2 separate regions of the Mus musculus genome follow, and region 1 is linked to region 2. The links are chromatin loops, found by intact Hi-C in ENCODE. Cell type or tissue: left cerebral cortex. All regions are shown on one strand.

The links. Hi-C counts contacts between places; a loop is a spot of excess contacts. Peaks named below come from ENCODE experiments on the same cell type or tissue, not always from the same donor. Only the 100,000 strongest peaks of a DNase experiment are listed, where the experiment ranks them.
Region 1: a loop joins it to region 2, with 4 times the contacts of the local background. A loop is called at or near these places in 13 of 42 quality-filtered maps.

What each region holds. Positions count from the first base shown.
Region 1 is chr17:13,678,253-13,686,252 of GRCm38, reverse strand. No RefSeq gene overlaps it. Among named protein-coding and RNA genes, the nearest start is that of Gm24867, 6.9 kb to the right of the region's middle. In left cerebral cortex, CTCF peaks have their summits at 1,234, 2,344 and 4,388 (motif pointing left); DNase peaks (open chromatin) are centred at 403, 2,364, 4,928 and 5,657; H3K4me3 peaks cover 1,435 bases; H3K27ac peaks cover 1,821 bases.
Region 2 is chr17:13,468,383-13,476,382 of GRCm38, reverse strand. No RefSeq gene overlaps it. Among named protein-coding and RNA genes, the nearest start is that of Rnu6, 40 kb to the right of the region's middle. In left cerebral cortex, a CTCF peak has its summit at 3,773 (motif pointing left); DNase peaks (open chromatin) are centred at 1,106, 1,431, 1,875 and 3,745; H3K27ac peaks cover 808 bases.

The DNA.
Region 1 (8,000 bases), 210 kb before region 2:
CTTGAAACCCCCAAACCACCTTCCTTTGGAATTCACATGGCCTGCTCTTGGTTATTTACGGGGTCATGGCTTTCTACTGTTTAAGTCAGGTTAGGGCAAGCATCTGCTGCAGCTAGGGCATCCTGCTGATTTACAGCATGTGCCTGCTGGCTTTGAAGACCCCCTTCTGCCAGTCTCACGTCCAGGGTCTTTCTTCCATCGTCTTGAGCCAGCCATTGGGAAACTGAATCTATTGCTCAGACTGGAAGGTGCACTCTGCCTCTGCCTGAGAGAGTGAACAGCTCTCACAGCCCACATGTCTAAGAAAAAAGAGAGAGCTCACATCTGGTTTGATGGTTCCAGATCCACTTCTGCCTCATGACTTGGAGGACACTGTAATGAGGAACGTGGCTGGCGCTATTCTAGTCCTCTGTGGGTTGACAAAAGAGGAAGAGAATTTCTGTAATGGGAATAACATGGTAAGGATGACTCAATGAGGCCCCAGGAGAGATATGAGACCTGTAATGAGGGAAAGGGAGGGAGGACTAGTGCTGTGGGCGGGGCCTTGACTGTCATTCACTGTGGACAAGACCTTGGTATCATATGCTCCATGAATGCTGGCAGGAACAGTAGGGAACTAATGACTGTCCTACTTTGCTTTTTTGTTACTGTGATAAAGATGACCCATGCAGATGAAAGGATTGTATTCTCCCATCAAGAGGAGCTCAAGACAGGAACCTGGAGGCAAGCACTCAGGCAGAGACCATTGAGGAGTGCTGCTTACTGGCTTGCTTCTAAACTATACTTCTTATATAGCCCAGGCCTACATGCCTAGGGATGGTACCACCCACAGTGGGCTGGCTGCTCCTATATCAATTAGCAGTCAAGAAAATACCTCCCAGATATGCCTATAGGTTAATCTGATAAGGGCAATTCCTTGATTGGTGGTCCTTAGCATGTCAAGGTGACAGTTTAAGCTAATTATGACACTGAGATTATTATTTTCTGTGTATTGATACTTTGTGTGTCTTTCTTTGTACACGTGCATACTTGTGTGAGTTGAGGCCAGAGGCCCATGGTAAGTAGCTTCAATTCCTCTCTGACTTGTTTGTTTTGAGTCAAGGTCACACTGTGTAGCTCTAGATAACCAGGAACTATGTAGACCATCTTAGCTTCAAGCTCATAAGAGATCCACCTGCCTCTGTTTCCTAAGTGCTGGGATCAAAGGTGTGCAGTACCACATGCAGCCACTCTGCCTTATATTTAGACATGGTCTCTCACTGAACCTGGACCTCAACCAAACCCAATCCTCTGCAGGAGAAGCGGCTGCTCTTGCCATCATCTCTCCAAGCAGTTTGGGTTTCTAGAAGGAAGGTTCCAGCTGCACAGTTACTCCCAAAATGCCATGCGACTCGGTTGCTGCTCCCTGCTCCTGCTCCGTTATGCATTTCTGATTCCTGGGTGCTTTGCTCACATTCTTACTTTGCTTCACTAAAACTTAGCCTCATAATTAGACTTGGAAGCCCACTCTTTCACATATTTTAAGGAGTCCAGTGGTCTTGGCCAGCATCTTTATCCTTGGACTTTCACATGCCAGAGCAAACCTTTCCTAAAAGAAGTACATCTTTCATAAATTCTGTATTTAACACAATTGCTTTGAACTAAGGCTTGATGACCAAAGAGTGAGAATATAAGTTTAAACGCACAAGCCCGTCTTTACTTACAATGAGACCGGATGAATTTGAGATTTGAGGATTGCAACTTTCAACTCATGTTAGTGCTGCGACCTCATGGGCAGCCTGAAGGGTCAGGGTCAGAGGTCATCTTGCTTGTTTCTCTTTCTCTCTGTGCAAGCGTGTGAGTGTGTGAGTGTGTTTTTTCTAAACGTTAAAGTTTTGACTTTACTTTTTGGCCTATCTGGATAGGCTATTTGAAGGGTAGACGGGGTGTATTTTGAGATACCCCTTTTTTCAACCCCCTAATCTCAGTGTTAGGGAGGCACATAATCACAGACTCAAAATGCAACAGGCCTAAAACACAGCATTTCCCTGCACCAATGATCTGCAAGCAGAATATTCCGATCAGAACTTTAAGATGCCCTCTGGTGCTCTGTCCCTTCAAGATGTGGCCCTCTGGCCTGCAAGGTTGCTGATCCTAGGCTCGGTCTGGCTGCATCACACTGGACTGTGTGGTTTTAGGTCTGTGCTGAATAGGAGGAAATGGGCGGTGCTCCCAGCTAGAGAGGCAGAAACTCTGACTCAGGCCGGCTTTAAACTAAAGAGGAAGTGGATCACCTCACGCTCCAGGAAAAAGGAAGCCCAGGGCGGGCGTGGCCAGCCCTCCGGATGAATCAACTCTTAACAAAGGCACCTGGCGGGCTGCTTGGGTAGGCGGTCTGTTCTTCCCCAGGCTGCCCCAGTGGGAGCTTTAGTCTGACCCTGCCTTCACTTCTAAGCAGATACAGGGTGGGGTCCTTGGTTGCGCCAGCCTTTGAGGTGGACCCAGCTCCCAGTCAAGGGATTTGACCCTCTGCGGTCAGAGGATTGGCTCGAACTCTTCCCCCTCCCAGGGCAGAGGCCCTGAAAGGAGACAACTTGTAAGCAGTCTAGGCAGCCCCACCCTGGGGTGGGCTGGCCTGCCATAATTAACCAATCCCCATAGTGTCTGGTGTCTGATGTTCTCACCATTGTGGTGAGACCAATCAGATCCACCCCTGCAACCTAGAAAAAAGATCCCAGGGGGAACAGATAAAACTCTGAACAAAACTGCTTTTGTCGGTGGAGCGAGGTGGTCCCCGGTTAGCATTGAGGCAGATTCTTACATCCTCCTCTGTCTTCAGTTGGAGAAGGAAAAAAAAAAGAGAGAGAGAGAGAGAGCCACAGGGAGACCTACTGGAGGTTCTTTAGCCTCTGAGGTACAGGAAAGACCCGGGGGCTGAGCTGGCTGTGTGGGGAAGGAGATGGCACCAGGGTTCAGAGCCTCCACAGTCTTTCAGGGCTAGGACTTAGAGATTCGGGGTAAAGTGCAGAGCCCAGTAGCTGTGTTTGGAACCCAACATATCTCAAGGACAGAGTATGGGCTGGACTGTGATCCAAGGTAAGGTAGAGAGAGTGGGGAGGAGGGCAGTCTGGAAGCGGGGGTGAGGGGCTTAGACTCTCCTGGGAGCCCTTGTACCAAGGGCGGGACAGAAAGGACTTGTGTTCAGGCAACACTCCTGCATGCAGGGCACACAGACTCCTGAGTGTGGCTATCTTAGGCCAGGTCCCAGCAGGCTTCTTTAGCCTCAGAGCAGCAGAGGATTCTGGTTGCTGTGGGCGCTGAGTGTGGGGACAGGATGGGGAGTGACTGTCTCAGCCACAGTGCTGGGTTTTCCGCAAGGCATGTCAAGCTCTTGCTAATACTCATATAACCCTACGGGTTCTCCAGCAGACCTCTCCACTCACTTCCACATGCTCACGCCTGCTCCCTTCAGTTCATAAGCTTCCTCCTTCCTCTGCCCTGTGGCTTTGCCAGGGGCCTCTTTCCACATCCCTGCCTGGAGGCACTGGAGACATTCCTGGCAGACATCAGGGAGTATCTGGCTGGTGGCTCATAGGCCATGGAATGTGCAGAGTCTGAAGGTGTGTTTCACCCGCCTTCTGCCCCAAGGTGACTTATTCTCTGGAGTGGCTTGGGGACTGTTGGGGCTGAACAGCAAGCCATTTACCGGAGAGGACAGTGTGTGCAGATCTCAACGAGCGTATTTGGCCACATGACCCAGGCAGCCTCCTCATCTTCCCACATCTCAATTCTCTTGTGGTTTTGTGGTCAGCCTCAGATTAAATCATGGTTGCCTGGCAGCTGAGACTTGTGAGAGAGTCGCTTTCTCCCAGAGTTACCTGAGATGGGCACAGTCACAGGCTGATGTAGACCAAGGATCCTGAGAAGGCTCTGGGCCCTGACAACCTGTAGAGAGCTTGACCCACCTGTCAGAGTTAGGAGATGGGAGAAACATGCAGGCATTTAGGCTCAAACCTGACTAAGAACAAATTGTTCTATTGTAGTGTATGTGTGCACGTATATGTTCATGTGTACACAGTAATTCTGCATATCACTGCAGGGGCCATATGTCTTTCCCCCTCATGCTCTCCACCTGATTTTTAAAGTCAGTGCTAACATTGAGCCTTGGGCTTACTAATTAAGCTGCTAGGACTGAAGGGCAGCAAGCTCTGGGAATCCTGACTCTCCCTTCCCAGCACTGGATTTGCAGACATGCAGTGCAGAACCCAAATGTTTACAGAGGTGTTGGGGGTCCAAAGTCAGGCTTTCAAGCTGGTGAGGCAAGGGCTTTGCTGACTGAGCCGTTTAAACAGTCTGGGACCTGGAGATACAGCTTAGCCCCAGTACAGTTCTAAGCAACCCTATCCGGCAGTTCACCACTGCCTGTAACTCCAGCGCCCTCTTATGGACTCCAAGGGTACCTGCATACCCATGTGCATATACGCCTACCCCATATGCACTGCTCTCTCGTTCTCTCTCTCTCTCTCTCTCTCTCTCTCTCTCTCTCTCGTGTGTGTGTGTGTGTGTGTGTGTGTGTGTGTGTGTGTGTGAAATTAAAAATTTTTTTTTTTTTTTGGTTTTTTGAGACAGGGTTTCTCTGTGTAACCCTGGCTGTCCGGGAACTCACTTTGTAGACCAGGCTGGCCTCGAACTCAGAAATCTGCCTGCCTCTGTCTCCCGAGTGCTGGGATTAAAGGCATGCGCCACCACTGCCCGGCTAAAAATAAATTTAAAAAAGAATTTTCTGGCCTCAATGGCTAGCTCATTTCTCAGGATAGAAGAAAAGTCAAAGGCTTTTTCTGCTAGAAATAGAGATGGAGCCCCCGCCCCGCCTGATGGGTGAGGCTTCAGGGCTGCTGCTTGGAGCAGATGCTTCTCTCGAAGCAGATGGATTTGTAGAGAGGGGGACAAAGCCAGCCATTTGGGGACCGATGCCAGCAACACTGCCTGCTGAGGCATGGGCTGCCAGTGTTCCCAGAGCCTCCATCTCAGCTGAAGCCTCCAGTGAGCTCTCTGGTGTCGTTCATTTAAGCACATGACTTTCAAAGTCCTGGATGTGGTGTGCAGGTCACAAAGGTTGCAGAGAAGCTACTTAAATGGTTTCATCAGTGTTTGCTGCCATAGTAAGAATGATTCATAGACAAGTGCCTTGGAGAGAGAAACCAAAACGAAAAGACTCCTTTGCCAAAGTGTCTTCCATAGTCCATACTTTGGGGGGTGGGGTGGATAGGGGAGGGAGAGGAGGAAAGGAGAGAAGAATTGTGTTAATTGTGTAATAACTCTGAAAATGGGGACTGAGTAGATAAAGAGGCCAGTATTGGAGAGGTAGCTTTATTACAAGGAACAATAGCAATTTAAAAACTCATTTAAAGACAACTTTACGTTAAAACGCTATTGCTTTTCCTCATGTCTGTGAAGGAAGTACAAGCTAAAAACGAAAGCCCCAAACAATAGGGAATGGGGGAGGGGGGATCAGAAAAACCAAAAGCTTCCATAATTTCCAGAGCCTGACTGTGTTTGGTCCAGAGACCCCTTCTGGCAAGGAGTGCCATTTGTGTGCGGCCCTCTGTCTACACAGATCACAGCAGCATGAGATGAGTCACACCCCATGTGTGTCTCTCTAGTAAAGTTTTCTTAACGATACTACTTGTCTCCCTTGTTTCAGACATCTCCTTTTGTATGTATGTGGGTGGGTGCATCACACACACAAAGAGGCTATCAAGTGTCTGGCTCTATCACTTTCTGTCTGATTCTCTGACTGAACACAGAAGTGAGGGAGTAGCCTGCAAGCCCCAGGGACTCTCCTGTCTCCGCCTTCCACAGGGCTGTCTTTACAGGTGCATGTGTGGCCATGCCTGGTCTTTCACATGGTTCAGGGACGAGTGTGACCTTGGGTAAGGTGAAAGGAGGCTAAGAGCGGAGAGATAGCTTTGTGGGCTCTTCTCCAGCCTACGGACGGTCTCCTAGTAGCCTTTCTCTGGGGTTAAGGGATGACTCTGAGAGGCACATGATCTTGCTTTGTCTGTTTGGCTGTGGCTGTATACCACCAGATCAGGCACTACTGAGGCTGAAAGAGCAGCTGAAACGGACCGTCCGTCTGCAACCCAGTGATGAGCCCAGGTGAGCTCTGCACTTCGGGGGCTCTTTGTTCCTTGAGAGGCATGGAGGACTATGCTCCAGTGACTGGGAAGGAAGAACATGCCAGCCCCACGCGCTTCACCTAGCCCACAAGGACAGCCCGTACGCAGTGTTCACACAGCATGTGGTCTGTGGTCATTCCTGGCAGCCAAGGTTTGGGAAAAGCAGCCTCTGCCTGGGTCTGCCTCTGTTCTCTGCTCACAGCTCTCCACCCCTGCCAAGGAGACTGTGGTTGCTAGCAGCTGTGGACACTTTCCCACAATGCAGTTCTTCGTGATGTCTGCTAAGCTGGGGGGGGGGGGGTCTTCTCTGAAGCCCTGATTCCTCACTCTGACTTTCCCACCCTTTCTTCCTTGACTTTTCTCAAGGGAGAGAAAGGAGAATGGATACATCTATCCATCTATCTATCTATCTATCTATCTATCTATCTATCTATCTATCGACAACTGAAGATGGGAAAAGGGTAATTTTTTTAAAAAAAGCTAATGACCCTGTGTATTTAGTTTATGTGGGATTCTGTTCTGTTTTATTGTTTGAGCTGTCTGTCTTAACGTCACTATCAAACTATTTGAATTATTATAATTTTGTAATATATCCTTAGTCCAATAGTGCTATCCAATTTTACTTTTTTGGGTTAAGAGCGCTTTACTATTGAGTTTTTTTTCTTTTTTTTTTAAAGTTTCCCTATGAATTTTAGGACTTTATTATATCCATAAAAATATTATTTGAAATTTGATAGAAAATGCATTGAATATAGTGGTGGTATTGCACTGGGTAGTGTGGACACTCTAAAAAGTATTATTTCTTCTAACCAATTAAAATGAGATAATTTACACTTGGAACAACATTATGAACTAACCAGTACCCCTGAGCTCTTGACTCTAGCTGCATATGTATCAAAAGATGGCCTAGTCGGCCATCACTGGAAAGAGAGGCCCATTGGACACGCAGACTTTGTGTGCCCCGGTACAGGGGAACGCCAGGGCCAAAGGGGGGGAGTGGGTGGGTAGGGGAGTGGGGGTGGGTGGGTAAGGGGGACTTTTGGTATAGCATTGGAAATGGAAATGAGCTAAATACCTAATAAAAAAAAATGAAAAAAAAAAAAAAAAAAAAAAAAAAAAAAAACAAAACAAAACAAAACAAAACAAGAAAAAAAAAAAAAAAAAAAAAAAAAAAAAGAAAAAAGGATAGACGGGAGAGATGGCTCAGCAGTTAAGAGCACTGACTGCTCTTCCAGAGGTCCTGAGTTTGATTCCCAGCAACCACACGGTGGCTCACAACCATCTGTAATGGGATCCAATGCCCTCTTCTGGTGTGTCTTAAGAGAGAGACAGTGTACTCATATACAAAATCTTGAGAGAGAGAGACAGACAGACTCATGACTGAAGTTAAGGAGACTTTGGAGGAAGTAGTTATGTATTTATATATAATTGATAATTTGTATTTAATTGACAGAGCCATTTCTTTTGCTCTGATAGGTGAACAGCATGAGGCAAGGCATGCAATTTCAGGACTTTCTGTCCCTTGTTTCTCTGTATAGTGTTTTGTTGCCTTGAGGCAGTGACTACCGCTGGGGTTAAACCCAGGGCTTGGTTTTATGCTATGCCTATATGTTTTCATCATCCTAAGACATCTTATCTCCCCTCGACCTGCCTGCCTGCTGGGTTAGCACTGTGTTTGTATTTTTAAACAAATCATTATGGTCCACTCTCAAAAGGAGGCACATTGTTGGTTATCAGAATCACAAATATGAAGGAGACACTGGACGACTGTCTCCCCAGCCGACGGCTGGTATCTGCCTGTCCTGCTGCCCTCAGTTCATCCTAGGCTGAAAAGTTACTCGA
Region 2 (8,000 bases):
AATGCATTTTTGTCTATTCATTAAAAAAAAGAAAAAAGAAACTGCTAAGCTCTGTGAATGTACTGTTGTCCAGTAAATCAGACACTGTGGAAAACATACCGGTGTGTTTATTGGCATTGCATGATCACGACAGGCAGCAAGAAGAGCTCCGTGTGGGCACGAAGGAGATGGGGAATACGAGACGATCAGTGCCAGGGTGTCTAGGCACACCAGAACTTGAGGGGGCACATAGATTCTCCCCTAATGCCTCCAGGTGTGCAGCCTTGCCAGCACCCAGATTTCTGCCCAGTGACAGAGTTATGGGCCTCTGGCTTGAGAGAAAGGGTCCTTCTGCCCTGTCTGCCCAGACCTCCAGGTGCTTCACGGTGTAGCCATCGGACCTAACACACTTGGGACTTGACTTTCACAGTCTAGCAACAGAAAGGAGTGTCATTTAGTTTCCAAGTAATTGGAGGTTATTCAGAGTTCCATTACAGATTGCAAATTTAGTTCCCATGTGTGCGTTTGGTGTCAAGATCTAATCCATGGCTTTGTGCATTCTAGGGAATTGCTCTACCACAGGGTGGGTATGCCTCCAGTTGGAGGAAGCACCCTGTGTGTGATCTTGGTTCTGGTCACTGTGTAGACTTGATTTAAAGTCCAAAGTATGGCCTGTTTTGATCCATGTTCCATGAGCATCTGGAAATCATTGCAGTCTGTACCATGGACTTAGCAGGCTGCTAATGTCCACTAGGTCAGGTTGGCTTGTGGAGTTTCCAGAGTCCTCTTTCCTGGCTTCTTTTCTCTCTGGCAGAGATGAGAAGGGAGCTTGATGAAGCTGTGGCTTTATCTCTTTTCTTTCTCGTTGGTGGTTTTTTGTTTTGTTTTGAATAGTTATTTATTTTATGTGAGTATTCTATCTGTATGTACTTCTGCATGCCAGAAGGAGGCACCAGATACTTTATAGATGATTGTGAGCCACCCTGTGGTTGCTGGGAATTGAACTTAGGACCTTGGGAAGAACAGCCAGTGCCCATAACCACTGAGCCATCTCTCCAGCCCTCTCACTGGAGTTTATTCATGAGCTTTGGAGCTGTTAGTGAGCACTTCTATCTATAAGTAGTAAGTGGCCATGCCCAGGCTTCCATTCATCTCTCATGCTTCTGAATTGAGCTTATTTGGATCTTTAAGTCTAGACTGGCAGCTCAATATTACATATTTATTTCTGGGACTCACAGACAGCTGCTAACACACAGCAATCAGACCGAGAGTGGACACTGCCTCATTCCCAGGACCGGGGACAGCAGGGATACCCTGGAGCTTGGTTAGTAGCTACTTGTGGTTCCTTCTTCCATGGGCAGTGCCCCAGTAGGCACGTGTGGGCGTGGCTCCAAAATACCCAGGATGTTCTGCATCATATCCATCCTATCAGACATCTGCGTGCGACGCAGGGTGACACAGAGCTCTGACTCAGGACCAGCAGCAGCCAGTCAACCTTCATGACTTTCCTCTCCTCTGGCTTGGTGGCAGTGGGAGGTCCTCTACTGAGACGGGGAGCCTAGGAGAGAACTGGGGGGGGGGGTGAATAGTTGGCAGGCACTGGGGGAAATGGGTGTGCCATCATGTTAGTCACTGCTAAGGAAACGTGCGTGTTCCCAGACTCACTGGACCAATACACCCTGTTTATAACCATCGTGGGAGACTAATTTGACTTGGAACTTTTTTTTTTAAGGGAAGAGTTAGGAAAAGACTGGAATTTGGAGCTGGACTCTCCATCTCTGAGTGTTTTACTTTTGGGTGGGCGATATGCTTTACTGAATAATCACTCTGTGTGTGGGTGGTCAGACAGTTTTCTTCTCCGCTCAAGTCCAACAATAGTTTGACTGAGTGTGAAATTCTCACATTCCTATTCTTTCCCTCGAAGTCTCTATAATCACTGCTTCTAAATTTAGTGTGGCAACTGGGACTTCCATGTGGGCTCGAATCTCCTACCTCTGCGAGCTTCTTCCCTTATCAGGGGACCCAACAGCTTCTTTTGTCTCCTGCCTAGGGAGAGGGAATGGTCCTGCTTGCATAAATGTGTGTCTCCCATAGATGTCCTCCATTCTCTGTGAAGACTGTCTTCCCTTGTCTTAGGGGATTTCTCTCTCAGTCAGAGTTGGCCTCTTCAATCTCCACATGGTTGTGCTTTCTAAGTATATGGCTGAAACTGCGCTTCAGAGAAGCCACCAGAGACTTGCTGGCATCAGATCATGAGCATGTACTGTGACTCTGGATTGGGGGGGGGGGGGCTGCCTGAGGCTGCAAGGGTGTGACCTTGTTCCCTGGGTCTGTAGTACTATCAGCGGTTACTGCAGTTGCTTTGTCCTAATATTGATGGAAATCAGTTCATTTTAATTTTTTTTGAGAGAAAGTTGCCAGGCTGCTGTGGAGTCCAAAACCCCCTGGTCTTAGCCCCAGGTAAAAGCTGTCAAGCCGGACTGGATACAAAGTTTGCAAGCCATGAGTGGAACTACAAGTGTCCCTAAGACCCAATGTCACGGCCACCCCTCACCTCCACCCTATTCAGTTGACCAAAGTCAATGAGGAAGGGCCAGAAAACAAACTCAAAATGGGGAGCAGTCACCCCCAGTCACTTGGCCAAAGTGGTAGCTTGAGCCCTGCAGCAGACTACTGACGTGCCAGTGAACAGTGGGTTTCCTGACCCTTCGTCTCTTAGTTATCTCTTTCTCCCCATTATTAGACATTGGGAGTTGATCCAGGAATATAAATATGACCTATAACTAGCTTCATTAATAGCAAATAGTGCAAAATCTAGTTTTCAGGTCCAGGCAGAGTTTGGGGAAATAGGCTCTGTCTTGGGTACTGCCAAACTCAAGTAGGTAGAGTGTTCTGAGCATGCCCATAGGAGGACAGGTGCCCTCTTACCTGCTGACACTGACCGTGGGTACAAAACACTTTATACCAAGCCAACCTAGGTAGGCCCTTGACACCAACGCTGAGCCATTCATTGAGGCAGCCGTGTGGGGGACTACCAGTTGAAGCTGATGAACTGAAGCAGAGTGTAAATGAGGTTCATGCTAGATTTATAAAGCTTCAGAATTAAATGTAACTGTGGCCTGCCATTCCTAACGTATCAAAATGGCCATGTTCTGATATATCCGGTTACATAAACTGTTTCTTTATAATTAATTTTATCTGTTGCTGTTTAATCTCTTGCCCTGCCTCTAAGGAGCAGGGAGAACAGTGTGCCTCAGGGATGGTCTCCTCTGGACACTGTCCAGCTGCTAGCGTGGCCACAGAGTTCTTGTTTGAGCAGCCAGTCTTTCTGTCCTGTTTATCTGCTTGGCCTTTTATTGTGTTTTGTCTTATTCTGTTTTCTCAATGATGCATTAAACAAAATCCTTTGTCTATTAAGTGCAAAGGAGGAATACTTTGGTGAGGAGAGAGTTAAAAAGCAGCCCTAACTGGTGTCCTCTAGACTTCCATAGCACCGTGTCTGTACCTCTGTCCACCAACACTGTAGCGCCTCCACAATGCTCATCAGAGAGGGCTTTCCAGCAAGTGAGACAGTCAGCCTCTGTCACTAGAAGCTATGCCCTGCTGACCAGCCAGGCAAGTAAGGAAGCTCTGTCTAAACACTGGAGCTTAGTAAGTAAATTAGGTGATGGCCGGGAGTCCCAAAGGACATGCCTGTTTCTCCTATGACCGCAGTGCAGCATCTTCTATCTCTCCATGCTTCTCAAGGAAACATACATTTGCAATGACATGTTGTAGCGCCATCTTGTGGTCATTCCAGTTACCAACATCCAGCTACTTCCCGGTGGTCCATACAGCAGTCATTGTGGCCAAAGCAGGCTCCTGGAGCTGTCTTCATGTTTCTTTGTCCCCCTTGGTGAGGTTTTTTGATCCGGAACTGGACCCTCAAAGCAACTGGTCTTTCACAGTTAAAAGGTCACAGGGTCCCTGCCCTCACAACCATCTCCTTCAGAGGAAGCCACACCAGACTGCTAAGCATGAATTTCCGTTTCCAAAAACAAAATAACAAAGTTTTCAGAGCCTTTAACAATGTTACAAAGTACAAGCTTTAGAGGCAAAATCAGTTCTTGGGTGTGATCAAACCAAGACAAGGCCAAGATGTGATCGCTGGCCTCTTCCTGGGGTTTTATCAACCTGTCTTTGAAAGGCCCTCTGTCCTGTGGGATAAGGTCCAGTTATCTCCCAGCCTTTGCAAGTAACTTTGAAAGAGGGTATAGACCCGCCATTGTCTATATCGGGGATGATTTGAGAAGGAAGGGGAGGACCCAGGAAGGAGAGGGCATTGACCATGGCCCACTTCCTATGGCCCTGCATGATGAAGCCTGGACTTCAGCCCATCCCCTCCCTTCCAAGTTGCCGTCTCTACTTTCTACCACTCAAACTCTTGAATTTTAAAAACAGTAGAGCCTACTCCACTGCCCATGAAAACACCCTTATGCCACCAAAGACCTTGGGAAAGCATGACATCCCCCACCCCCACCCCCGTGTGCTTCACTAGAGTCGCTCAGCCTCTCACCCTCCTCCCTTCATGCTCACTGCCAAGGCCCTGCCCAGCCCTGTCCAGCAAATGACCACATCACCTGCTTGGCTAAGGAAGGGGGGGTCACACCAAGCCAGAGCTTTGGCCCCCTCTTTTGCACCCCATCTCTCTAGCACCTCCTCCTGTTTCCACCCTCCTCTACACGTTCTGCCTCCACCAGATGTATTTACAGTTTCTCATTGTCTCCATCTTTCATTCTTTTCCATCTTTAGTTTAGTTCAACTGTATTTCTGCTGACCTTAAACTGGGCATCCAGCGCCATCTTAGGTTGCTAGTGGCCTCTATCACCTTACACTGATCAGAGCGAGCTCCTGAACTTAACCCTCATAGTCTCACAGCTACACTTGCCCTCAGTGAGCCAGGCAGTCACTTCACAGGCCACATTCCTACTGAGCCAGGCTGCCATCTTACTCAGGAGTTATTACTGATCCAAACATTCCCTTTGTTAGATTCTTTGAAGCACGTTCATCCTTGTGTGTCCAACACGCAGCAGGGGCCTGGGAGCCAAAGAGACATGAGATATTTGCTTCACCCCTTGCATTTCTAAATAACTACATTACCTATCAAGGATGGGGGTGGTACACGAAGCTAAATAAATCTTGAATAAAAATATACACCTTTGCCAGAAATCCAGAGTTATTCAGGATAATCCTGTTCTTCATCTGACGAGATGGCACTTACTTCCTACTAACACTGACCGGCTGTGGGAAAGCCATGCATATTTTTTTTCCCATTTTCCTGACAGTGTGATAGACTGAGCGGAGCCTGCCAACCTGACGCCAGTGCAAATTAAACTCACATCTTGATTGTCTCGGCTACATTCTATGTGGTATAGGAGGGAAAATGAATAAATCAACTCAACCGGTGGACAAACGTCTATTTGTAAGTGGATCCACGAATTTTAAAACTAATGAAAATGAATAAAAACATAACATGGGGAAGAGTACTGTGCTTCTGAGCAATATCAAGGTGTGAGAAATTTCACCAATTTATCACATTCATGATGAGAAGTCCCCAGATTCTCTGTGGGACTGCAGAAAAGCCATTTGATAAAAGTGCATAGCGTTTTGTAATTAGAACACTCTAAGTAGGAAATAAATATGACTTCTCGTGCGGGTAAGAGTCTGTAGCCAGCACCTGTAGGGCAAGCCGGAGACAGAGCAAGGCCTGCTGGGAACAGTGAGGACTAGAAGCAAGAGGTAAAGCGGGTTATATCAGATTTAGTAAAGCCTGTCTATCAGTTGAGGACTGATAGACATGTAGATACTTTGTAGATACTTCCCAGTCTTTGCTATGAAAAATCCTGTTACAAAGAAAAGGCATTGTGTGCACATCATTTTGAGGGAGTGAAACAGGAATATATTTAAGGTGGGGCAGTGGGAACAGCTGCTTTTCTTTTTTTAAACTTTTTATTGATTCTTTGTGAGTTTTATATCATGCACCCCGGTCCCACTCATCTCCCCATTTCTTCATATCTGCCCTTGGCCCTTACAACTTTCCCCACAAAACACGTAAGCAAGCAAACAAAAGAAAACAAAACAAAAACGCATAGGAAACATCTCATCATGGAAGCTGTAGGGTGTCACAGCACATCCCACATTATACCCCTCTGTCCACACGTCGTCACTGGCAAATTTTCATTGCAATGAGTCATTGGTCTGCTTCCAAAACTCTGGCTTCTGTGACACCTCCTTCCATTTTATCCTGTTGTTGTCCTGTGTCATGGAGATCCTGCAGCTTTGGAACAGCAGGACTGTCCCTTTCACAAGTCTCAACCATTCACGGGTAGTATAGATTTGGGGGTGGGCCAACTCAGAGCCCTGGATCCTGGCCTGGGTAGTAGCTGAGCCGGTCAGCCACAGGTTCTCGCTTACCTACACCACCAGGGCAAGCTCTCCAGCATTGCTCTGGTTAGGCCACCCAATGGTACCATCAGCAGGAATCAGGGGCAGCTCTCCTGCTCTTGTGTCCTCAGGGCCAGCTCACCTGCACTCAGGTGCAAGGCAAGCTCCATTGTGCTGCGCAATCAAAGTTCAGGGTCCACTCTCCCAAGTGCTGCAGCTTACAAGGGATTGGGGCAGCTCGTGGGATGACCTTTTTAAGTCAAAGAGGGCATGTATGTGCAATATGTAAGTGGTACGGATTGCTTGCCTGTGTGTGCACCCGCCCACAGTTCTCCAGCAGAGTGCAAATTGGTGCACATGGCTCACTGGGTGGTACAACCATTGACTTCGCCCATCTGTCTGATTAAAAAAAACATCTGTGTATTTTAATTGACATCTGAGCAGTGTGCGTTTACCCAGACATTTCTGGGTGTTTATGAGCTGGTGCTGTTTGTGTAAAAAACGCATTCTTACTCCCTGTTAAGTTTCTATGGAGTCATGGAGGCACTTTCTTCCCTCTTGGCTATTTTTGGTCGTAGGTACTGGGAAGGTCACTTTTCTATCTTGAAAAGTCACAACTATTTCTTTTTCCACTTGATTGTTTTTTCCTCTTGACTGATACATGCCATTTTTCCTTTTGTATTAAATGCTCCAAAAAAATCTGTGCAGCCAAATTGACTAATTAACTGTACCTGTTATGACTTTTGAAGTTTGAGAGCTATTTAGAAAAAAACAACTCTTTTGTGTTAGTTAATGAGAAGGAAGCTTTCTCGAGTATCACACAATACACACAAAAAAGAGAAGTTATTTGAAACAACATATTTCTAGATACAATTACTCTCATTGGATGTCTGTGCTTGGTTTTTACAAACTTCTTTTGATTCATGAAGAAAACTGAGATGGGGGCTGGGCAGTGGTGGTGCACACTTTTAATGTCAGCACACTGGAGGCAGAGGCAGGAGGATCTCTGTAAGTTGAAGGTCAGCCTGGTCTATGTAATGAATTTCAGGACAGCCAGGGATACCTTGAGAGACTTCGTGCCAAAACCAGAAAGACAGGGAAGAGGAGGATAGGAAATAGTTTACTTCTGAAATGGAGTAAACTTGTTAAGAAAAGAGAAATGGGGCTTGTTGGAGCTTTCTAAGAGGGAGTGTGAGAGTGATACGGGAGCCTGGGGATGCCTCACATGGCCCCTCCCAGCTGTTCACTGTGCTGGTAGCCCAGAGAGGGGACATAGAGAGGGATCCAAGTGCTGAGATCCAAAAGCTTCATCACTTTCATCATGGGACATATATTACCCGTGAGATTTGTTGGGAGGGAAGCTGTCGAGTGTTTCCGAGAAGAATGGGGTATTCTTTAAAAGTCAAGGTAGGTGAGACTCAGGAAGGAGGTAGAGAGAGGTAATGGGCTAGCAGAGGGAAAGAAATGTTCATTTCTTAGCCAGGCTTCTCTGTAGCAGCTGGATGTATATTTGAAAATGGGAGGAGGCCAGAAGCTGGGAACCGCTACAGATGTATCTCTGAGAAAGAGAGAGTGTTCCTGCAGGTAAGAACAGGGCT